Regions from separate parts of the Mus musculus genome. Here region 1 is linked to region 2. Evidence: chromatin loops called from intact Hi-C (ENCODE). Cell type or tissue: gastrocnemius. All regions are shown on one strand. Links, peaks and the distances in the headings refer to the core of each region. The heading gives the core; the rest is flanking DNA.

Region 1 (12,370 bases), core at 2,316-10,315, 790 kb after region 2:
TGTGGCACAGATGTTGGGATGATGAGACTAGGAATTTTAAGTAGCTATGATTAATATACCAAAAACTGTGATGAAGAAAGTAGACACCATGTAAGAGCAAATGAGCAAAATAAGCCAGAGAAGAAAATGATAAGAAAAAAATGATTGGGATTAAAATTAATCCCAAAGAAATGAAGAATCCCTTTAATGGGCTCATTGGTAGGGTAGAGAGCTGAAGAATCTCTGGGTTTCAAATGATCTCAACAGCAACATTTCAACCCAGAAAACACAGAGAAAAACATTGATGTAAAACATGGATGAAATATTTAGGAACAATGATGGGTTTTCTCAAGTGCTGATGGTTGCTGTAGGTGTACGGTTTCTCTGAATAATCATTTTACTTTATGTTCCTCTTTTGGTAATGTTGTCCCTGCCAAGATTAATGACTCCATGATAATCAGAAACAACACGATTATAGGCAGCAAGAATGTGCCTGGTGTTCCTCAGCAAAATAATAATGCTGTGACCTTCAGGACAACCCTTAAGGGTATGAAAAAAAACCCCAAAAACATGAAATCAAGAAAATATAAATCAGTGTAAAAATTGTTCCGTGCAAGATTTCTTAACTATACAAAGTACACACATGCAGTATGAACCGTATGAGGGGCTTCACCAAACTGAAAGAACGGAGGCAGCTGCACACATGAGCCAGCTTTGTCAGAAAGATATTAAAGGAGATAAAGATATCTAGGGAGTGATGATCTCAGGGCAAAATCCTACCCAGCTAAGCTTATTGTTGGGTTTGATGTTGAACAAGGGAGAGTTTGAACTTTTAATCTGGAATGGACTACAATCCAGAAATGGAGGGCACACTTATGATCCACATCTTGAGGCTGGAAGACACAGGCTTTTGATCTGGATCTTGAGGAATAGTGGCCATAAACAGTTTAGGCCCAGGCATGGTGGTACACACCTTTAATCCCAGCATTCAGGAGACAGAGCCACGAAGAACTCTGAGTTCAAGGTCTGTGTACAGAACAAGTTCCAGGTCAGCCAAGCTTAGACAGAGAAGGAGTTGGAAAACAGAAAGCTGATGATAATGTAATAGAACAATGGGGCCCTGTCCCAGTTCCAGCAAGCTGCAGAACTTGGCAGTTTAGGCCATGTGGCTGTCTTTAGAGTTTTGGGGCTAAGGTCATAAAATGCTGATTCATAGGTTAATAAAAAGGGATCCTGGTGTAAATGACCAAACTGATATGCAATTCTTAAGGAAGCAGCTTATGCATAATAACAAACTGTGCTTTGGTCTGTAAGAGAGAACGCTCAGCAGAGAGCTGTCTTGAGCAGAACATAGAGCTGTCCGTTTGTATCATCTGCTAATCCCAAACACCCCTTTTAGGACCCCCTATCAAGCTGAGGATGAGCTTCAACAAAAACAACCAATTAAAAAATATGTTAAAGAGAAAAAGAAACAAAATAATGAGCAACAGATAGAAACTTATATGGTAAACACATACCCATTTGTATCAGTGGCTACTTTTAAGTATTATTGGTCAAGTGTATCTCTACAAAACATATCCTGTAAAACATAGAGATCATCAAAATGGATAAAAGATTAATACCCCCAAAATCTATTGTCTAGAGCAGTGGTTATCAACCTGTGCTTGTGACCCCTTGAGAGAGGTCATATACCAGATATTAATATTGGATTAATAACTGTCAAAATTACAGTTATGACCCTTTGGGAGGTCACATATCAGATATTCTGCATATTAGATACTAAGATTCATAACAGTATCAAAATTATAGTTATGAAGTAGCAATAAAATAATTTTATGGTTTGGGTCTGGGAGTTCAGGATTTGCCTCACAAAACAAACACCTACCCCAGGCACAGGGATTGTTTATTGAGCATATGTTTCAGGACGGGTTGACCAGAGCTGCAGTCCAGATTCAAGACTTCTTGTATGTTGGGGTCCATCCGACGGGCAGCTTAAGCCATAAAAACTTATATATAGGTGCAGGGAGTTCTGCTGGGAGGTTGGTTCTGGTCCAATCTTATTGTGGGTAACCATGCAAAACAGTTATATTGACTTCTATTTGTGACTGGTTTCTAAGGGCACAGATCATAACAGATTATGCAATCAATCTTGGCATGAGAAAGTTTCCTAGTAGTAGCAAAATCATATGAGAAAGTTTCCTTACAATGGCAGGCCATCCAAGTAACAGTTACCTAGACTTTAGCATTTTACCTGCATCTTAATTTTATCTAGGCCTTTATATTTTACATAGGTTCTAGCAAGAGATCACTACAATATGAAGAACTATATTAAAGAGTCACAGCATTATGAGAGTTGACAGCCACTGGTCTAGAAAAAGCCACTTAAAATACAAGGCTTTGCGGATTAAAAGTAAATGGATGGGGCAAGGCATCTAACATCCATCAAAAGAAACTAGGAGGAGTTGCTATAATGATTTCAGACAGCACAGACTTTTAAGTGAGAAAAATTGTAATAGATAGATTATCAAATGATGATAAAGGAAGTCAATGTTCCAAGTGAACACATAAACAACCAACCAATCAACCAACCAACAAACAAAAAAAGCCAAAGAACAAAAATCCTCCAAACAAACAAACAAACAAACAGAAAGAACCAATCCCCAACAGAGATGAGCCTAAAAATAGAGTTGCAAAATACAAGAAGCAAAAACTGATACAACTATGGGGAGAAAGAGATGAATTCACTCTTAGAGTTGAAACCTTCAGAATCCCTAATACACTAGGAAAATTCAGCAGGCAGGAGTCATTGAAAGGCAACTTTAATCACTGGATAAAATGTCCATTTATTTAACTACTTCATTAAACACAAGAGTACATTTTCTTCTTAAGCTCTCCAAGAGCATTCACCAAATAACTCTGGGTCACAAAACATACCTAAAAATATTTAAAATTACAAAAATAATACAATGTTTTCATTCTAGAATAAACAAGAAATCAATACCAGAAAGATAACTGGAAAGTTTCCCCCAGATAAACAGGTATTAAACAGTACAATTCCAAGTAACACACAAATCAAAAGGAATTCTCAAGAACAATTTAAAAATGTTTTAAGTTAATTAAACTGAAAGTATAACATCAGGGCGTGTGGGATGCAGCAAAGTCAGTGCCTTACACATACTAGAGAGAAGAGAGAAAAATCAAGTCACTACATACTATTCTACCTTTCAGTACTGCAAAACAAACAAACAAATAAACAATCAAAGTCATGCAAATTAAATCCAATAAAATAAAAGAAGGAGAAGGTCGAAGAAGACAAACAGATAAAAATTAGAGCATATATCAATGAAACTGGAAACAGAAAATCAGTAGAAAAAAAGCCCCAAGAAAACCAAAGTCTTATTCTTTGAAAACATAAATGAAATTGCTAAACATCTAGCTTGGATAACCAAGAAAGAGAGAGGACTCACACTACCACTGTCAGAAATGAAAGAAGGAACATCAATACAGATAGCACAGCCATTAAAATTTTTGAAAGGTGGGAGACAGATCTGTTGGAAAAGCACCTGTCCTGCAAGCAGGGAGAGCTGAGATCAGATCTCTGAACCCATGGGAAACCAGAGCATAGGGTATTCGGCTGTAACTACAGCAGTGGTGGGCTTCTGTTCAGTGAGAGACCCTGCGTCAAAAAGTAAGGGGACAAGTAATCGAGGAAGACATCTATCTTCGATTGCTCATCTCCACATGGTGCATACATCTAGAACATATATTTCTTTTAGAACATATATTTCTATTCTTTCATTTATTCCTTCAACAAACACCTGATCTAAGCTGAGACTGAACAAATTATGGCTTACTAGCCAAATGCGATCAGTCATCTTTTTGGTGTGTGTGTGGGGGTAATACTCTTTAGTGTAGTTTATTTTTGTATAGCAATTTTGTCTTCACAGCAAATCTAAAAGGTAAAGAAATGTCCTGTGTCCCCACACATGAGCTGCCTCCTGCACTATCAGTCAGGTGCCTACCAGACTGGTGGAGTTTGGGGGCTGATGAACCTGTGTTATCAGGTGCAGCCTACACACTCTACTAGGGGCTGCTCCTGTCATTGCACATGCTGTGGATTTCAACAAACTCAAAGATACTTGTATCTACCTCTGGATCACATGTATAAGAACACACACACACACACACACACACACATTCACACACACACACACAATTGAGTTCAGTGGTGACTTCTACCAAAATTTAAGGCTAACACAGCACTCTCTATCACAAGAAAATTAATCTATAGATAAACCTGTCTCATGAACACAGCTCTAAATATCCTCATTTGAAAACAAATTTAGCAATCTAAAACATAACAATACACCACAAAGCGGTAAGATTTATCCTGGCTATGCAATAACAATCCCACATCACACTGCTGTTCATACAACAGGCTACAGAGGAAAGTCTCATGATCACATCAACAGTAAAGAAATTGAAGAGAACTTCCCGGACTAGATGAAGAGCGGTTGTAAGAATCGATCACTGATTCTGCATTTGGTTCCAGAAGCTTCTCTGATGTGGCAAAATAGAAGGAAACAGTGATCTGTCTCACCATTCCTTTCAAGATTGTACTAGAAGTTACAGTTGATAAGACTTTATAGAACAAGGCTGAGGAAGGCTACAGATCGGAAGAAAGAATGAATGATGTTCTTTTTTTTTTTTAAAATAAGAGGGCATGATCAGTTATGTACAAAATTAGAAAGTATTAACCAAATTCTGCAATGACAAGTAGTTAAAAAGAGTCAGAGTTTACAATTCTAAACTATATAATAATAAACTTTTTGCAGCGTGGGGATAGGTATGTATGTTATGTGTGATTATATAAGTTTATTTATACATCAAAAGCCCAGAACGGGGGTAATGAGAGAAGAGGAAGAGACCTCAAAGGAAGTGGGAAATGAGGGAGGGATGGTATACATGCAATAGGAAAACAGGGAGGACTGATGAGGGAAGAAGAGGAGCCTGGTAGAACAGAAGAAACAACGGGGGGGGGGGGGGGAGGACAGAAAGGGAAGAGGGTGAACCAGAAGAAAGCATAAGGGCCTATGTAAGAAGATGTCATGATCAGACCTAGTACTCTGTATGGCAACCAAAAATTAATAGAAAGGAAATATTAAACAGACTAAAGTGAATAAAGAAATCGCATTATTTCTTATATAAAACATCAGTTGGTTCCTGTGTATCATTGATGGATAAGTGAAGCTCAGAATTAAAAAAAAAATACCATTCTGATTAGCATCTTCATTGCAATTTACAGGTATAAATCTAACAAACACAGACAAGATCTGTGTGCTCCAAAGTACAAAATGTTAACGAAAATATAAAAAGGAATTGAGTAAACAAATAAATATTCCATGATCATGGATCAGATGACATAATGTTCTTACTTCAACTTGATCTACAGATGTAGCTTAATTCAGATCAAAATTCCAGCAAAAAATCCATGTACTTAGGTGAATATATAGTAGATTATAAACAACAGTTCTCAACCTGTGGGTTGTGACCCCTTTGGGGGTCGCATATCAGACGTTCTGCATATCAGATATTTATGTTACAATTCATAACAGTGTCAAAATTAGTTTTGAAGTTGCAATGAAATAACTTTATGGTTGGGGTCACCCCAACATGAGGGACTGTGTTAAAGGGCTGCAGCATCAGGAAGGTAGAGAATCATTATCATATGTGATAGAGAGAGAGCAAACCTATAACAATTTGTAAAAGGTAAAGCTATGCAGAGAGTAAAAAGACTCATGATTTCCAGGATTAACAGGAGGAAGGCATGGGTAGCTGGAGCACAGGGATGCTCAGGGCAGTAACACTGCCCCATGCCACCCAACCGTAGATTTAAGTCTCTGTTGGCAGTCATGTGCAATGTGCATGCCAAGAGCATTCCCTCAGTGTCACCTGTGGACGGTGGCTGGTGTTCTTGCATCAGTGAGAGTCCCTCAGTCACAAGACTGCATCAGTCTGGTGAGGCTTTTGGCATTGAGAGGCTGTGCATGTTTGGGGCTGGGGGTGGTAGTATCTGTGGATCCTCTGTACCTTCTAAATTTTCTCTGATCCAGAAATTGGTCTACAAAAACGAAACAAAACAAAACAAAACAAAACAAACAAAAAACCGAAACGCAAATAAACCAATCCACCACCAGCAAACTATATTAAGGCATTTTTTTCTCTCTACCAAGAAAGATGACTGCATTAGGCCACTGTATCACATTTTGTGGAGTTGCCCCCTTGCTGGAGGAGTAAGCAGGAGACTAAGAACGGATGCTCTAGTCACCACCACTGCAAAGCCACAGGTGTTTTTGTTCCGTATTGTGGAGGCCAGGAATTTGGCAAGAACATCTTCTGGGAAGTTGCCTGTGAAATTAGCGGTTGGTTGAGTCTGTGGTCACAATAAGTGACTGTATATTCCAGATGTTCACTATCATGGTGGCAGGCACTAGATAGAGGCTGTTAACTGGGGGTTCTGTCAGAATATCTGTCACAGCATCTACATGTGATTTTTTCCAAAACAGACTTTCTTACAGGAAATTTAATTTATGTGTGATTCAGGAACAAAAGGGCTGAGAGGCACAACAGAGTGTGGAAAAGGTTAAATTATAACTCAGAAGGGAAAGCTGTCTAATTACTCAGAGTTGAGAGGATAACATTTGTTTATCTCAGTATGGGATCAGTTTTGCTAATTAAAATGCAAATTCCTCTTAATTTGTAAGTGGAAGCATTGACAAATTAAAGCCACAATGTATCCATACCCCAAATGACAGCATACAGGTGCTAACAATGTCACCCCGCTTCCCAAAGCAGCTAGGTGCAAAGCTGTGATGCTGTTCTCGGCCACTAGGTGGCACCTTTGCATAGGTTTGAGAAATCTAGCCTGCAACGAACAGAGTTGAGCACCTTTTCTTTCCCAAGCACTAGATGGCATCTCAGTTTCCTTTGATGCCTTTGAGCACAGAGATTTTCATAGACACAGAGCTGAGGATGAGACCCGGGAAAACTGTGTTAAGCGATTATTCCTGCTTATAACTTTATTATTCCCTGCGAGCTTTTCAATGTGCATCAGAAACAGGAACACTTGCCCTTAACTGAAAGCCAAGAAAATTATTCAGTTTTAGAGACAATACAGGAATCCAAGCATTCAAAATGTCAGCATGACCATGATTATTATTAATACTAAACTATGGAAAACAAAAAAAGGAAAAATAAATAAATAAATAAAAGTTGTATTATCAAGCATTAAAGGGATGTTTAAATGTTAAATCTATATCCTTAAGTTGTAGAAATGCAATAGGAGAAAAGATTGAATATACAAGAAGAGATTATCTAAACTGAATTTACAAACAGATGAGTAGGCTTGTAATGGGACACTTACACCAGAAGAGGGCGGCATAGTTTAAGGAATTCACAACATTTAGGAACTCGATAGGTCAGAGGACACCTCTCTAATGTTATTGTGCTAAAATTGTTAATCAAATTGAAATGCATGACTCTACTTTATGTGGCTTGTGCCTTTCTCTGCTAAGAACCTCTACCCAGTGTTATTGCTGAGGTGAACGTATAGCAAGGTACCCTGGCTCCGGACTTTAGTTCAGACATTATTTATGGAGTGCCTGTTGCCTGACAGCAAGGTCCGTAAGTAGAATAACCAGCTGGTTAAAGGGAAACTTAGAGAGTGAACATAGCAGTGTTTCAGGGCGGGGGTTCCAAGAGGAGATTCAGAAGATGGAAGGTGTGTCCTCTCATAGTCTGTTCCTGGGTGTTGCTCTAGTATTTAATGGACTAGAGCAAATAGAAGCAAAGAGCTTTAGAGTAAAAACAAACAAACAGACAAACAAACCGCACAAAAGCATGGTGATGTTCAAGCCTAGGAATGTTAAGTACCATCTAGGATTTGGGAAAGAAAAACCGAAAAGGGATCCGATCACTCTCTTTTGTTTTCAGTTGGAGGAGACAGCTGATAGTTGCTAAGCCCCGGCCTTGTTCTAGCCAGCTTCCTTACGAGTGGCTCATCCTCTCTGACACCAAATCTTGAAAACTTTGTCGACTCCTCTCTCTTCTTGACTTCTTCTCCCTCCCTGTTTGCTGTGTTGATTCTGATGTGAGCAGCTGGGCCAGTACTTGGTTGTTCCTGATGGCTGGTGCTCTCTGCATTCTTGGGTAGATACTAGAAAGCACACACTGTATCCAACTCTGCTCTGGTGAGCATGACGCCGAATCTCTGTGATTTCTCTACTTGGCTCTTGTTGTTTGAACTCACAGGGGATTTCTAGATGGTGCTGAAGTTTGCTCCCAAGGGGAAGTCTTTCAGCATTAGAAGACAGCTGTCCTACATAACTTTCTACTCCTGAGTCTTTGACAGATCACCACTGTTCTCAGCCATTCATGAAACTGCCTAAGTTCTGGATTATTTATCCTTGTGGTCACCTTCCCTCTGAAGCACCCATTAGACAGTGTCCCAAGATAAAAGTGATGCCTTCAGAGTTTGAATAACGTGGCAGGAGGTGGGTAGAGAGGATGAGGATGGAGCAGGCTATTTCCATCCTTGCTACTTCCCTTTCTCCTCTCCGTACTCTGTATGTGTAATTGTGATCACTCCCTTGAGCCCTTCCCCTCTGGGATGAATGGTTCAGTAAGGAAGAGCTCACATCTGACTCATTCACTGCTGTGTCCCTAGCACGTAGCGCTGATCTCAGGACACAGCAGCCGTGTGTCGAAACAACGTGACCTGAAATACAAAAATGGAAATTTGAATTCAAGCCTCTCCAGAAAGGCTGTTGAAGGCAGAAAGGATTCTGGGATCATTATAAGTCAAGCATGGTGCACTTCTTCATGTTCAGTCAGAACTACCTCTCTTGATCAAGATCAAATGGCCTCCTAGGCCCTGGAGAGTTAGACATTGGTAAGGTCTGGCTTGAGAGACATCTGAGCACAGATAAGTCTGGGAACCTGTCTGTGCTCCATTTGTGCAAAGATCCGCATAGATAAGCTTCTTTGAGAGCAACATGAAGACCTGTGAAACGGATTCAGGCATCATTGTTTTTCTGTCTGTACAGAGCTAAGACAAGACTGAAAAGTGTCTTTGTCCTTGATGCTCAGGGATAGTAGCAGGAACGGAGCTTCCTTTGTGTCTCAAGGGGCAACAAGCTGTCTGTCTTTGTTAGCCCACTACTTCCTAGGCATGGATTCCAGTCTGTCACCCTCTCACAGTGGGACAACCACATCTCAGATGGAGAAAAGAGATAGACTTAAGCATTAGTAGCAGTGTGAGAATCGCTAGGCGATTCCCACTGTGCAAATAGAGCATGTTTACACAGCTTTAGCTTGCACTGCTAACCCCATATCCATTTGTGTGTTATGAGCAGATGATAAAAAGTTCATTGCTGATGGAAATGTATCTGTGCTGTATATGTTTTATCCCAACTAAATGAAACTAGCAAGAGAGAGAATAAACAAAGGCCTAGGGACAAATTAAACCTGTACTCTCCAAAGATTGGAACATGAGAGTCACACAACAGCTTTGTACAAAAAGCAGCCAGAGCCTCTCTGATGATTGGTCAGTGTGAAGAGAGCTGGGACCTGGGCACTTTGGGGGATAGTTTAGGAGGAAGGATGAAGAGTAGGCTGGGATGAGACTTAGAACCTGAGAACTAAAAAAGATAGTTCAGAATCTGCAAAAGCAAAGCAAAACAAAACAAAACAAAACAAAACAAAACAAAACAAAAACCCACAAAGGATGGGAGTGCCTGCATAGACAAGACAGAGGTGCAGAGAAGGGAAGAACTGGTGAGTGGGTGGGAACATGATTTCAGAAATAATTGATATTAAATTCTCTGTGCTGAGAACTTGAGTGTGTACCTTAAAAACTTTATTGAATTCAGGACAGGAATGATCTTGAAACACCAGAAATAAAAACAAAACAGCCAAACAAGCTTAAAAGAACCACATAGCCTGGAAAAATTCCTTATTTTCCATATGTCCCATATTTCTTCCATACGTTCAGGAAATAAGGATGTCAGTGGGCTATTATCTAAACAACACAATGGCACACCTACACAATGGCACACCTACACAATGGAACACCTACACAATGGCACACCTACACAATGGCACACCTACACAATGGCACACCTATACAATGGAACACCTACACAATGGCACACCTACACAATGGCACACCTACACAATGGAACACCTACACGATGAGACTAGACTGGAAGAAACTGTCTTTGTCTCCACTCTGCTCTGTTCTACACCCCTCTCTAAGAATAGGAACTCTTTCTTACCTACTTCCAGGAAAGGAAGAAGTCAGAAAATATTAATGGTACTGTTATCTAAAACCTTGAAGCTTTAATGACGTGGAGTCCTGCAGGGAACACTGCTGGCAGATTTCCACTCCCTTTTCCTACTGGTTGAGTCTTTGTGGGCCACAGCTCCTGGCCATTGTCTCATTGTCTTGGACAGTTTTCTGTTGATATAGTGAAATGCCAAGCATGGTATATTTGAAGTTTCTCTCCCTCTCCCTGTCCCTCTCCCTTCCCTTCCCCCTGTCTTCCCCTCTCTCTCTCTCTCTCTCTCTCTCTCTCTCTCTCTCTCTCTCTCTCTCTCCTCCCCCAGATGAAACTGTTAGTGATCTTCTTGCTAGGAGAGTCTCAATAGCATTCCCTCAAAGTGGATTCAATTCCTATACGAGCTTTGTTGGGGTCATTGAAAATATGTGGCCACCGTTTTGGTTATGGAAAGCGGACTCTAATCCTCAGACAGCCTGGGAAGGGATCCTTCTGCTAAGTGGCTTCAGGCAATGGTTGATAAACAAGTTGGAATATAAGGACAGACTTGCTGTCTTAAGATGTGACAATGTCCTTGGCACAACTCACACATAGAAGCTGGTTGAGGGATCAACCACATACTCATCTACTCTTAAACATAGTCCACTGTATTTTGCCTCCTTCACCCTGCCGTGGTTTCTGTTGAGGACTTTCTATGGGGGAGCACACTCATAAAAGTTCTCACCCCTGCCTCTGCCATTAGGAGAATAAATTTGAGAGAATCTCTCTGTGTGTGTTTCTCTTGTCTGCACCCCGGACTAAACCCAGGACTATTCACATGCTAGGCAAGTATTCTACCACAGAACGACACCTCCAGCCCCTTCTGTTTTTATTGCACTCTCTCTGTAACCCTAGGTGACCCTCCTGCTTCCATTTCCTGATTAGCTGGGATTACAAATATGTGCTGCCAGGCCCATCATGCTGGAGTATCTCATATCTGAAATGTGCCAGTCAGGTATTTCTGATGTCAGAAAATTTTCAGATCTTGGAATATTTACACAGGCTTTCCTGCCTGAGCATAATACCTAATCTAAATTTATAAAATTTGAATGCTTTGAAATCCAAAATTTAGAGATTATGCTAGTCAAGACTCCAAATAGCAAACTATCTGGATCTGTGTTGTTTAATATGGGCACCATGACTATTTAGTTTTAAATCATTACAGAAACGGAATATCCGGTGCTTCAGTTGTCATTTCCTTTCCAGAGTTTCTTATGTGTCCCAGAGTTCCATGTGTCTAAGAGTGGCTTATTGGACAACACAGATGGGTTCTGTTGGGGAACACTGATCTAGGACAATGACTTCAGGATGAGATAAAGCAAACGAAGAATGACTGCTAAGGAGAATGCCTGGTATGCCCCCTGTCTGTGTATTCCTTCCTCTGTTTGTCTCTCTCAATCTTTCTGTCTTCATTAACCATTCTTAAGATGGAGTGCAGAGCTTATAATGCTAGTTTAGTTGAATTGTTATACAATTATTTTATCTAAACAAGGAGTTGAAGGTGTTAGAACATTATAAATTTTTCCAAAGTCCTTTTGTGATTGGGTTACCTCACTCAGAATGATGCCCTCCAGGTCCATCCATTTGCCTAGAAATTTTGTAAATTCATTCTTTTTAATAGCTGAGTAGTACTCCATTGTGTAAATGTATCACATTTTTTTGTATCCATTCCTCTGTTGAGGGGCATCTGGGTTCTTTCCAGCTTCTGCCTATTATAAATAAGGCCACTATGAACATAGTGGGGCATGTGTCCTTCTTACCAATTGGAACATCTTCTGGATATATGCCCAGGAGAGGTATTGCGGGATCCTCCGGTACTACTATGTCCAATTTTCTGAGGAACCGCCAGACTGATTTCCAGAGTGGTTGTACAAGCTTGCAATCCCACCAACAATGGAGGAGTGTTCCTCTTTCTCCACATCTTCGCCAGCATCTGCTGTTACCTGAATTTTTGAACTTAGCCATTCTGACTGGTGTGAGGTGGAATCTCAGGGTTGTTTTGATTTGCATTTCCC
Region 2 (12,370 bases), core at 1,750-9,749:
TGACCTCAGTAACATCTCCTCTACTAACCCCAGTAACATCTCATAGTTGAAAGATATTTTACTTTCATGTTAAACATCCCACAGATTTTTTTTAAAGCTATGTATTCTCAGCCGCTTGTTTTGTTTATTAAAGCCAAAATTTCTGTGTCCAGGTCACAAGTGTTTTTCATTTATTTGTACACCGTACCTTCTACAAAACTTATAAGAACGGAGGTTTACTGATTTACATGTGGTATAATTTCAAAGAGATTGTGTTTACCTTAACTCTTGGAAAGAAAGATTTAATTTTTAAATATGAAATCAATTTTAAAAGCCATTTTTGGCCTTATTTTAAAGAAAAATATACTGTAGTAATTCCATATGCCCACTAGGTGGCAGAGGTTACAAGCAAAAATCTAGTAAGAGCAACTGAAGTTCCACCATATGACCCTTCCTTAATTGAAATTCATGTTAATTGGATCCCAGTGGCCTTCCAATTAAGTTTATAAAAAACATATCTTTGGTGCCTTTATTTATTTCATAATTTCTAGCACTTTGGGGAAGGATTTCTCCTTGTTTTGTTGAAACACATGAAAGTAACTGTCATAGAGAGGCCTGGAGAGAAACATAGTAAAAGTATTGATTCCTTTGAGCTGGACACAGAAAATTTGTGTTTTGCATTAAAGCTCACACATCTATGTGATGGGAAGGACTTGAGTTTCTCAATTATTTCAAAAAGTTAAGTTTAGTATTTCACAACTGAAGGTATTTAACCGTATTATTTATTTTATATTTTATTATTTGCATGTCATTCTAGTGCAACAGGGTGAGTTCTTTGGTAATTCCCTCATCTTTCTGTGTGACACTATCTTAGCCATAGCTTACTGTTGTATTAATGTTCACCTAAGCTGCCACTGTCATAGAACACAGAATGCCTGCTATTAAAACTATTCAGACCTTAAACTATCATAAGTTCTCAAGTCTCCTATCTGACCTCTGGCTTACTTTTAATAGAGTTTAGTGCTGACTTTCAATATCATCTTTGATTACTCAGCCATGGTGCCAAAAGGGCAGCCCACCTGGCTGGGCAGAGATGAAGCCAAGACAAAGCACCATCCAGCCCACAGAATCCCAGCCTCTCCTGTTATCAGTTTCCCCAATGGGGAAACTGGGGCTTTTCTACATATCCCTTGGCAAAACTGTCAGACATCAGTCTTTTGTTGTTTGCCATCATAGATGCTCAGTACTGTATCACATTTATCCCCAGAAAAAAAAATCCTCAGAGGCCCCTGGGAAATTTGACTACTCAAAAATCTTGTTAATCAGTGCCTTCCTTGCCCTCTTCTCCTGACGCATGTCTGGCAGGGTGGAGGAAGCGAGAGCTGCACATTTGTTGGCTCCTGGCCTAGGTCATTTCCAGACACAACATCCCTTTAGCATTCTGGCTTGGGGATTCCAGGCAAACTCTGTTCCTCGAGTCAGGGCACGCAGACAAGGCTGTTCTGGGTCCAGTGCAGCCTGGAGGTGCACTTTAGCCTTTAGGTCATTTGAAAATGTGTAAGTTCCCAGAAATATTTAATTTTTCATCTTATTTCAACACCTCGTGGGTATAGGTGGTAATTGAACCATGCCTGTCCCACTTATAACAGCTTCCTCTGGGTTTGGGTATGGCTTCTCTTCTCCTTGTCACCACTTTATAGGTCCAGTTCGTTAACTCTGATTTTTTTTTTTTTTTTTTTTTGTCTTTCAAGAAAAACCTTCTCTGTGTATGACATGTCCTGCATGGAAAAATCTGGCAATATAGGAAACCAATGCAGAAAACAAACAAACAAACAAAAAACCCACATAGCACCATAGGTACCACCCATAGGCAGCACTTGAGCCAGGAGACTCTCATTTGCGATGTCTGGTTGAACAAAGAATATGTCATCATTCCTCTTGGCATATGACTCTAGGGAGATTATTCCTAATGGAATCTAACTTAATGTGACCATACCAGAGCTTACCAATCATTGTTATCCATCTGTCAAAAGATATAATTTCCCAATAGCAAAATCTAATGCTTCTAGATTCTATGGCTAGGCTCCCGTTTTGATGTCCAGCCCAGTACCAACACTTATCTTCTCCTGCTCCATCCCAGTGAGAGAAGGTACACTGAAGAAACCTGGACAATCAGCAGTGCTATTTGTTGACTTAAGCTTTGGGGAACGAACTGATCCAATGCCACCTCTGAGGCTACAGGAATATCATGAGTTCAAGGTCATCGATAGCTGTACAGTAAGGCTTTGTTTCAAGGATGAAAAGTAGCAAGTTTAGGAGGGAATGAGAACATGAGTCAGTGATGCTGTTTATACTTCTGCCTTCCTTTGGTAAAATTTCCAGTGTGCTCTTTGTAATTACATGCCAAAATGTCACAGGGTTGACGTCCAGGTGACCCATGGAAGAAAATATCCCTGATAATAACTTATAAATGCATTACACAGAAAGATGCTGGGATAAAGTCGTCACCAGAAAAACTTGCTGTGGACATGGAAAGCAAGTCTAAACCAGCTGTCAGGCACTTGGAGTGTGGGGAAGCACTGTTGGAGGACTATACCATTATAGAGGCAATTATTTTATAGGACCGGCATTGATGCTACAGACACTTACTGAATGCTTACCTTCAATAGGGTATAGCTGATGGAGTGGACAGGATAACAGGCTCACAAGTCTTGGCACATTTCATTTTGTCCATTGGTAATGGCATACCATCATAACTGTTTCGTGCATTTACTTATTTAGCTTGAACCAGAAAGTGTTCTAGATACTTACCAAACATTAACTGTTTTGATCCTGGAAGAAACCTCATAAGGTAGGCAATCTTATGATCCCTAACTCATGTATACCCTCAAGGATAAAGATGGAGACACGGCACAGAGAAGTAAGTGACTTGCTAAATGGACTGAATTTGAATCCAAGGACACCTGGTTCCAAAGTCTGCACTCGTACCCATCACTTTGGTTTTTGCTGTGACATGGAAGCTGGTGGCATGAATCAAACTAGCATTTCCTTCTGTGTTATTTATTCAGAAGCCTGTCTCTGCTACTCTGAACCAAGCTGAGATCAGTTTAGCTGTTTCACTCACATGTGTATTCAGCTAGGGGTGTCTATCCCAGGACATCGGGCTTAGCAGTCCTTCCACAGAGCCTCTCCTTGTCTACCACTATAGCAGAAATCTGTAAAGGCTGGACAGACTCTCTATGGTCCTTTGTTTGCATTAAACGTTGCTGTTCTCTCATTTGATGGAAGCATCTAGGGAGATCCAGAGGCAGTGTGGGAAGGCTTTATTCAGGAGCATGAGAAAGTTGGAGTGGAAACAGAGCACATTGTGCAATTAACCTGACACTTCTTGATTTCACACTATGCTGAGTTAATCTTGCTTTCTTGACAGTTTCAAATTTGGTATTTCAGACTCCAGAGGAATTTTGAAAATGCCATAATGTGTAGCCTTACTGTTACAGGAAGAAAATAAAAGCAGTATGAAGCAGAAAGTTAAAAAGATGTTTATGATCTTAGGCTGACCCTGGAGAAACATCTTCCGAGGCTCCAAGCGAAACCAGGACAACGCCAGCAGAGAATGGGGTGAATCACACCGCATCCCTTGCACCCAAGCCGCCTTCCCAGGCTCCACACAGCCAGCCTGCTCCAGGTAAACAGCGGGACAGTGCCATTTGCTAGCTCTCCAACCTTCAGCTTCTGGGCACTTCTGCGGGCCCAGAAGCTATGGCTGAGGGATATAAGCAGACTATAAGTGATATGGGTGGGCAGGTGGCAGGATGGACACATGGTTGACTGTTACCAAGCCTCACAGATACTCACCTGGCTCTGCTGAGAACCTAAAACCCACCTGTGTCATTGGTTGTTATTTGGGGGTGAATTATGATCCATCCACTAATAGAGTTTGAGTTTGTGAAGAGTTCTACAAACAACTTACCAGTATGCCTTAGAAGCACTTTCTTGCTTCCACTTCAAGGCTCTGCCACCACCTGATTTTCCAGTAACCTTAAATGTCCTCTTATGCTAGGCTGTCTGCTAGAGTGTGCATTTGAGTTAGGTCATCTCATCATCCCAGTCCTCAGCAGGGTGCATTCTATAGTTTCATTTGGGAGATGATGAAGCACTTCCTGAAGGACACAATGCCAGAGAAGGGAAGCCAGGTCAGAGGGCGTATGGTACTACTAAAGTGCTTGCTTTTAGCTTCCGTTCTTCACCCAAATCATTTCAATGCCTCTCATGTTAGCATTTCAACTCACTCTCCTTAATTGAGTGTATGTATGGTGTGTGTGTGTGTGTGTGTGTGTGTGTGTGTGTGTGTGTGTGTGTGTGTATGTGGTAGTGTTTGTCTCTCTGTGTATGATATGTATGTGTCTGTGTGTTTGTATGTGTATATATGTATGTGTATGTGTGTATGAGTACTGTGATGGTGATGGTGTGTATGTCTGTTATGTATGTGTGTGTGTATGTATGTGTGTGTATATATATATATATATGTGTGTGTGTATGCACATATATATGTGGGGTGGCATTTGTGTATATGTATGTGCATGTGTGAGGGGTGTGGTGGTAGTGATGATGATGTGTGTGTATGATATGTATGTGTCTATGTTTGTATGTATGTATATATGTATGTGTGAGTGCTGTGGTGGTGGTGTGTGTGTGATATATATGTGTGTTTGTATGTATGTATGTGTGTGTATATGTGTGTGTGTGTGCTTGTATGTGTAATGTGTGGTGTGTATATATGTGTATGTGTGAGTGGTGTGGTGATGGTGGTAGTAATGGTGTGTGTGTGTGTGTGTGTGTGTGTGTGTGTGTGTGTTTTTGTGTTTCTCTTAACAGACAGAAGCCATCCTGAGAGCAAGTTGAGCTTCATGCATCCTCTGTAATCACTCACTTCCAAGAAGTGGCATGCATTTGAGCCATCTAGTTGAGTCAGTTAATAAAACAGGAGGGGGATAACATAAAACATGAGAGTGTGACTCTGTGCCCGTTTTCTTCTCTGTCATAGTGGAACATGGAATTGGTGAAATACAGATCTTCTCACTGATGGGCAAGGCTGCTTTTTCAGAGAATATGTTTTATAAATACAAATCCTTCTTCATTTGTATCAACCATGCATTCACTGATCCTCTACTCCTATGAAATCAATAATAGGAGAGAGTGAACCATAACAGGACACGGCATTTCCAAATGATTATTATCTACCACATGCAAACACTTTCAGGGCTTCTGAACTGAGCTTATTGCTTCTGGGAATAAAAGAGAATTTGCCATTTTAACATCTTGATTTTTAAGTGATACTCAAAAAATAATTTGGCTTACAGGAAACAGTTAAAAATATTACAGACTCTGTGATGCAAACTCTCCTTTCCCGCTAAAGTCAGCAAGAACACAGTAAGCTTTCAAAACAAGTTAGTCTTCTGTAAGCTTGGCCTGCCTTGCACCAGGGTCTATTGATTGTCCTAGATTTGCACCCAGGGTCCCACAGTGAGAGCACTTGCTCATCATGTCTCCACGATCACCTTCCTTCTGTAACAGCTCCCAACTCTCTCTTGTTTCTCATACCCCTGATATTTTATTATTTTTCAAAATGTCCCTTGCTTCCTTTGAGCTGCCTCAATGTTTTCTTGTCATTAATCTGGGCTTCTGTTTTGATGCTGTGCCCTTCTTAATGCATCTTGGTGGGGACAGGTAATGTTGCCATGTCCCAACCCTAGGTCAAAATGGCTTCCCTCTGAAAGTTTTGCTTCCCACTCCTCTGTGTAGAAGCATTTTGAGGGTGTGTAATACCTGTTACACCTCACACTTGGCACAGTGATCATGAAGTTGATTGGTCTTTGGTCAGCATTCACTCTTTAATCATGTCATTCCTGATCTTGCCAGAAGGTGGCAGTAGTATTGCTGAGATTGAATTTCTTGTTTTGGTTCAAGTAGAGGGATGTCTCCCTATCTATGGAGAATGCCCGTAGTTACTCATCAGCATAGCATTGAATCCAAGTTACAAACTAAAGAGGTTTTACTGTAATTATGTTGTAAACAACTTTCTACAACTTTTTAGCCATCTCTCTAAAGAGACTTAGAATTTGGGGGCACAGGGGCAGGACCCCCCCAGTCCTGGAGATGAAACCCAGATGGCCAAGTGCTCTTCTACCCCGGGGCTGCACCTCCATCCACAAACATGCTTGGAAAATGAGATAGAAATTTGGAAGATAAAGAAGGCCATCTCTTTGATCTTTTTGGTTGCAGGGTCTGTGAAGGCACCTGCCAAAACAGAAGATCTGATCCAGAGCGTGTTAACAGGTGAGCATAAACCATTTTTCCTCATGGAATTTGCCACATGAACATTGCACAGTAAGTGTACAGAGGGGAGAAGAAACCCGGCCTTGGATTACACCTAGTCAGGGACAGTTTCCAGAAGATGTCACGGCTCCTGGCAGTCCTCTGCCTTTTCCCTGGTGTTTACCATGACTGAAACGTGTCAGCTTTGCAAGAATGTGCAGGGCTGCAGATTGGGGATATGTAAACTTTATCCACACAGCTATATTTCACCAAAAATACATAAATCATTCCTAGAAATTATGAAGAACTTACAAGGCAACAAAGCACGTTTTTAAAGGGCTTCCATGGGAAGCAATACAATGCTGATGAAGAAAACAAGATACTGAAATGTTATCTAAAAATCTGCAAGTGTATACACACAGGGTCTGCACCGCACCCTATCTGTGGCTATCTCTGAACAGTTCACCCATTAGTGATATGTGTCTTTATGCAGATGAGCATTACTTTTTACATTTGGGGATATTCCCAAGGGATAGTCTTTTACCCGGAGGCTTTTTCAAAGACAGGTTAGACTGTCTTTTTCTTAGAGGGTTGGAGCACGGGGAGTTCTGTTTCTAGACTGTTTGTGGCTCATGTTCTAGGTTCTCATGAGGTGGAATCGGCTACCAGAAAATGCAGAAGTTTCTCAGGATTATAAATTCTTAATGCAGCCATTATTACGCAACTGTCTGAAGTCAGTTTGAACCTGAGGGAAACTGTTAAATAAATGTATCTAGTTCTCTCCACAACTTCTTCCTTCAATAAGAAGAAAAAGTAGTTGTCAGGACAGACACACAGTAAGAGAAGGAAGCACTGTTTAAAGGCCTTGGTGTTTAGCAACAGAAATTACCATTCCAGCTTCCCTGTTTATGCACAGCCCGTTTCTATCCAGGTTTGCTATGGTTTCTGATATATATTATTTCTGAACCTCTTGACAGTTCCAAATATTTATGGTATCTTTTGTGGTGTTGTTCCTAAAACAGAAAGTTCAAATCAAGAAATGGAAACATGTGAACTCTGACTTAGCTGGGTCCAAATAAATGATAATTCATTGAAGTTGAGACACCATACATTGAAAGGCTCCCCAAAACCCCATTCTTGTAATTCTAGAGAAAGCAATAGAGAAGCTAGTGTGGGATCTTGACTTCAGAAGTGAGAACTCATTTTACAAATGCTTATTATAGAAGTGATGGAGTGTGCCTATGTAGTGATTTAAGATCAGACTTTGTCACATTGACCATTTTTTTCCTCAACATTGGATAAAACACTACAGTCATACAGGTGGCCCTAGCCCTGCTGGAGCCTTTGTGAAAGTTAGATTAAAGGACACTTTCTTGGCACACCTGACTGTCATATCCCCTGATATGTAGGGAGAAACCTACGGTGTGTCCCTTGTCAGTGCATCCCCTGAATGACGCTGAACCTGTGTGATCATTTGCTAAGTCGCTTTAGCAGTGGCTGTCAACTCGTGGGTCATGACTCCTCCAGCAAACCTCCATTTCTAGAAATATTTACATTATGATTCATGACAGTAGCAGAATTATAGTTATGAAGTAGCAGCAAAAAACAATTTATGGTTGGGGATTACCACAACATGAAAAATTAAAGGTCCACATCATTAGGAAGGTTGAGAACCACTGATCTAAGGCATGGTACCAAAAACAACAAAACACTTTCCATGATTTTTATTTTATTTAACCATCAGACCAGCCTTTAGTAGAAATGCCATCATCCCTAAGAAGGATGAAGTTGGGGCCTGCTCCATTTTCCTCTGATGTGATATGTTCTGTTCCCGGGCATAGTGAGGCTAGGTTATTAACTCTGCTTCTCTGCAGAATTTTCCTCTATATAAAGGGAAATCTTCTTTTGATCATCCCAAATTCACAAGAAGCTGGCCTTCATGGGGAGACCAGACCCGGTGTGCCATGCACACCTTGGGTTCTCGTAGGATTGTTCAGAAGTCATACTGAAATTGATGTGCGTGCTTTTGCTTGGTTGTTTCCACTGCTGATCTACTTTCCCTCTCCTCAGCTCACAAGGAGCCACAGGCACACAAATCCCCATTCTAGACTCTCCTTCTGGGAAAACCAAACTTAAAGCCCCAAAGAAGGAACTCGCTCTCTGCAATGTTTTGTTAGCACAGTCGTTAGCTAGTGGCCAGAGCAGTTTACTGACAGTTCTGACATCTAGGCTGTGCTCTTCAGCCACTCTTGGAAGGAATAAGCTGTTCCTCTCTGAACAGGATGCCACTGTCCCTACCCCTGGACTCTCAGCCACTCTGTCACTCAGCTCCTAACGCTCCTCTGTTGCAGAAGTAGAGGCGCAAACCATCGAAGAGCTCAAGCAACAGAAATCGTTCGTGAAACTTCAAAAGAAACACTACAAAGAAATGAAAGACCTGGTGAAGAGACACCACAAGAAAACCACGGAGCTCATTAAGGAGCACACGACCAAGTACAACGAGATTCAGAATGACTACCTGAGAAGGAGGGCAGCCTTGGAGAAGTCCGCCAAAAAGGACAGCAAGAAGAAGTGAGTCCATAAAGAGATGCTGCCCTGGCGGGGGGTTGATGGTTTATATGCTGTGATGCCACAGGGAGCAAAGTCACTCCACAGGCTCCACCCTGCCCTTCTTGAGTATTTTCAGTTCACAGTTGCTTATAAGCTAAATTTAGTTCCCTCCTTCCTACCTTCCCTCTCTTCTCCCCTCCCCGCTTTCCAGGCTAGTCTTGGCTGGCTGAATTCCTGTGACCCTTCTTTCTCTGGTCTTGGCATAGCTAGTACTTTGGGTATGGATTTCTTCATTTGAACAAATTCTGGGGTAGATATACAATTATGCTTCCAGAGCACTAGCTCTTGGCTCAGATATCGGGTCCCTGATGCCCCCACCCCTACCCCACACCATCCCCACACACCATAGCAGCTGCCAAAGTGTGGGTATGGAGTTCTTATGTACCTAGAATCGAGTTGAACAGACTGTTTACCATGAGGAAGGAGAAGCTTCAACTTTCTTTTGATGCCTGAAACCCGTAATGGCCTGACAGATATCCTGGGGTCTGGGGCTCTCACAGTACATCTCTCATATACTCAAAGCACTCAGAATGTGGCAGAGAGAAGCAAGTCTAGCATAGCTATTGAGTAATATTATTATTTTGTTTCTTGTGCCCTGTGGATAATTCAATGATTGTATACAATTTTACCCTTAAACAGCAAATATGCAGTCACGTTTGCTAGTTAGTTTTATCTCAGCTTATAAAAACTAGAAAAATCTCAATGTACCCATCAAACTGCCCCAGGAAGTGTTTGGTGCATTTTCATAATTAATGTTTGACATGGGAAGGCTATTTTACTGTCAGTAGTGCTGAGTTAATGGCCCCAGGGTCTATAAGGAAGAAGGCTGAGGAAGCCATGAGGAACAAGTCAATAAGCAACATTTCTCCATGGCCTCTGTATTAGTTCCTTCCTCCAGGTACCTGCCCTGACTTCCTTCAATGATGGAAGTATAAGATGAAATAATCGCTTTGCTCCCTAAGTAGTTTTAGTCACGGTGTTTTATCACAGTAACAGAAACCCAAGACATCGAGATAACTCGAGGAAAATGGACAACACATATAACCGTGGTACAGCATAACCATAAAGACTATCAAAAAGAACAAAATTTTGATGTAGAATGACCTCAGAGAAGATAACATCCCCTGTGTTTTTAAATTTTTTTATTGCAGTGCTAAGGATGGATCCCAGGGACTTGTGCATGCTGGACAAGTCCTTCACTACTTAGCTGATACCCACTCTCTAGAGTTTTGAGACAGAGCATCACCATGTGTAGCTCAGTTTGCCAGCTAGGTTTTATGATGACTTGGCACAAGCTAGAGTCATCTGAGATGAGGGAATCTCAGTTGAGAAAATGCCTCCATAAGATTGGCTGTGGGTAAGCCTGAAGGGCATTTTCTCAATGATTGCTTTGAGAGGACTCAGCCTATTGTGGGTGGGGCCACCTCTTGGCTGGTGGTTCTGGGTTCTATAATAGGCTGCTGAGTAGATCGTAAGGAGAAAGCCAGTAAGTAGCACACCAGCCCCCCCACACTTGAGATGGACTTGAAGTCATAATTTGCCTGCCTTGTTGTCCAAAAGCTGAGATTATATGCAAATGTCACCACACCCAGCTGGGAGAGCCATTCTGACAAGTCACAGTATAGAATGAGGTGACTCCTAAGGAATCAATCATGCACAACCATAGAGTGATAGGAGGCAGTCCCAGGCCAAGGGGAAGATTCAAAGCCGGGAAAAATTGACCTGTTTCAAGAATAGTTCAGTTGGCAAAATGGATAAGACCTAGTGAGCCCCATGTGGTGTGACACAAATGATGTCTAGCAGCTAGGAGAGGGAACTGTTTAACCAAGGTCTTCCAGAGCAGAAGCAAATGACAAGTAATTCAGAACTTATGTGGTTGAGTGAGAAGCCACAGAAGGAAACAGTTTGATGAAATGTCTGCAGTCTAATTAATAGCCTCAGAAAATATTCATAGCTGCTGCATGGAAGATGACCCTTTGCTGCACTTTTGAGATGTACATGAGCTGCTATCAAGTCTGCTTCAGTCATGCTTGGAGCAGGTGATGCTAGAGTCATGGTGTCTAGATGGTACTCTGTCAGGACTGGGGACTCAGAGCAGGAACAGAGAGACCTGAGGGGACACTCTCTCAGGAGTCCAGATGGGCGATGATACAGGTTTTTCCTAAAAAAGAGGGGCACGGAAATGGTAGCAAAGGCTGGATTCTTGCCTTGTTGTTTTTCCTAAGAGAGTTTAGGATGAGAAGTGGATACCTGGAGGAAAGAAGACACGGCCCATGTGGCTCTGTCACTGCCAGCTATCCTTGTAGAGATTGAAATGTATGTGATCACGATGGCCATATCTGTTCAAGAAACTCCATTCTCCAGCTAAAGCCATATGGCTCAGAGTCTGCCTCATAGGAGCAGCAATGAGAAAGATGTTTTTAGGAGCCTCTTCAGAGCTGGGGTCATGGGTAAGAGTTTAACAAATTACTCTTATGAGATGTCCTAATGGTTCCTGTTAACTGATAAGTGGAGAGATGTGGTCAGGGAGACCCAACAATCATCAGAGATGTAGGAAACGGGTGTAGCGCTCACAGTCAGAGCTTTTCTAGAAATGGGTCAGGGGCTCTCAAAGTCTTTCAAGGTCTTGACCTAAAGGGAATTATCACTGCTGAGAAATACAACCTTTTTCTCTAGCTGAAACTTCTATATGCCGTCCTGAAACGGAGTGTGTAAGCCACCTGTCCATGGTTGGGAACACAGTAGGCTGTGATGCCTCCTTCTCCTCTTACTGTGCTCTGAATCATCATCTTTCTCACCAGGTAGAGAAAAGCAGGATGCAGCTTCAAATCCATATTGTGACATATGATGTAATGCGTGCTCACCTTGAAAACACGATCAAAATGCAAGACTTGATTTTTTAAAAGTAGCAAAAATCACCTTTCCTTAGAGGTTGAACAGACGTAGAACGATAGCAGGTGAGATGTGTCACTCCTTCTCGGGAAGCTAAAGGCTAAGTCAGCATTTACCTCTTGCTGCACAGCCAGTGAAGGCCAAGTTTGCTCTAAATACCTCCTAAGAACTCTAAAGATGCACACATTTATATGTTTATTTGCTCTTATACCATATCCTGAAAATTCCTAATGCAGCATCAAAATAACTTCACAGGAGAGATGTGTATGTAAATGCCTTTGTAGCCCACAATGTACAAAGAGGCCAGCATATAGAGGAAGCCAGGCAGGGCTTCTGAAACCTTCTGTTCTGCTTGAATCCCACATATGCTGGGTCTCTATGACCACCAGAACCAGCAGAGTAGTGATCCACAGGAGGCAAGAAAGTGGTTTGGTTTAACATGACTAAGTAGGGTATTGCTTCATGCTTACAGAGTCTGACAAGTAGTTTATTTTAGGCATATTTAAGCACAGCACAATCTGGTGAAAACTAACTCCTAGAGAAAGTACCCAAGGAGCTACAGGGGTCTGCA

What was found. Peaks named below come from ENCODE experiments on the same cell type or tissue, not always from the same donor. Only the 100,000 strongest peaks of a DNase experiment are listed, where the experiment ranks them.
Region 1: a loop joins it to region 2, with 4 times the contacts of the local background. A loop is called at or near these places in 11 of 42 quality-filtered maps.

The regions. Positions count from the first base shown.
Region 1 is chr2:136,142,288-136,154,657 of GRCm38, forward strand. All of the region lies in intron 3 of Pak7 (p21 (RAC1) activated kinase 7), which reads right to left. The region is part of intron 3 of Gm14218 (a long non-coding RNA gene); the gene reads left to right. Among named protein-coding and RNA genes, the nearest start is that of Gm14218, 11 kb to the left of the region's middle. In gastrocnemius, for the core only: CTCF peaks have their summits at 6,866 (motif pointing right) and 7,428 (motif pointing right); DNase peaks (open chromatin) are centred at 5,969, 6,875 and 7,416.
Region 2 is chr2:135,356,120-135,368,489 of GRCm38, forward strand. Plcb1 (phospholipase C, beta 1) reads left to right here. Exons shown (of 32, transcript NM_001145830.1): 24 at 3,535-3,667; 25 at 6,265-6,318; 26 at 8,649-8,868. Among named protein-coding and RNA genes, the nearest start is that of 4930545L23Rik, 150 kb to the left of the region's middle. In gastrocnemius, for the core only: a CTCF peak has its summit at 5,899 (motif pointing right); a DNase peak (open chromatin) is centred at 5,896.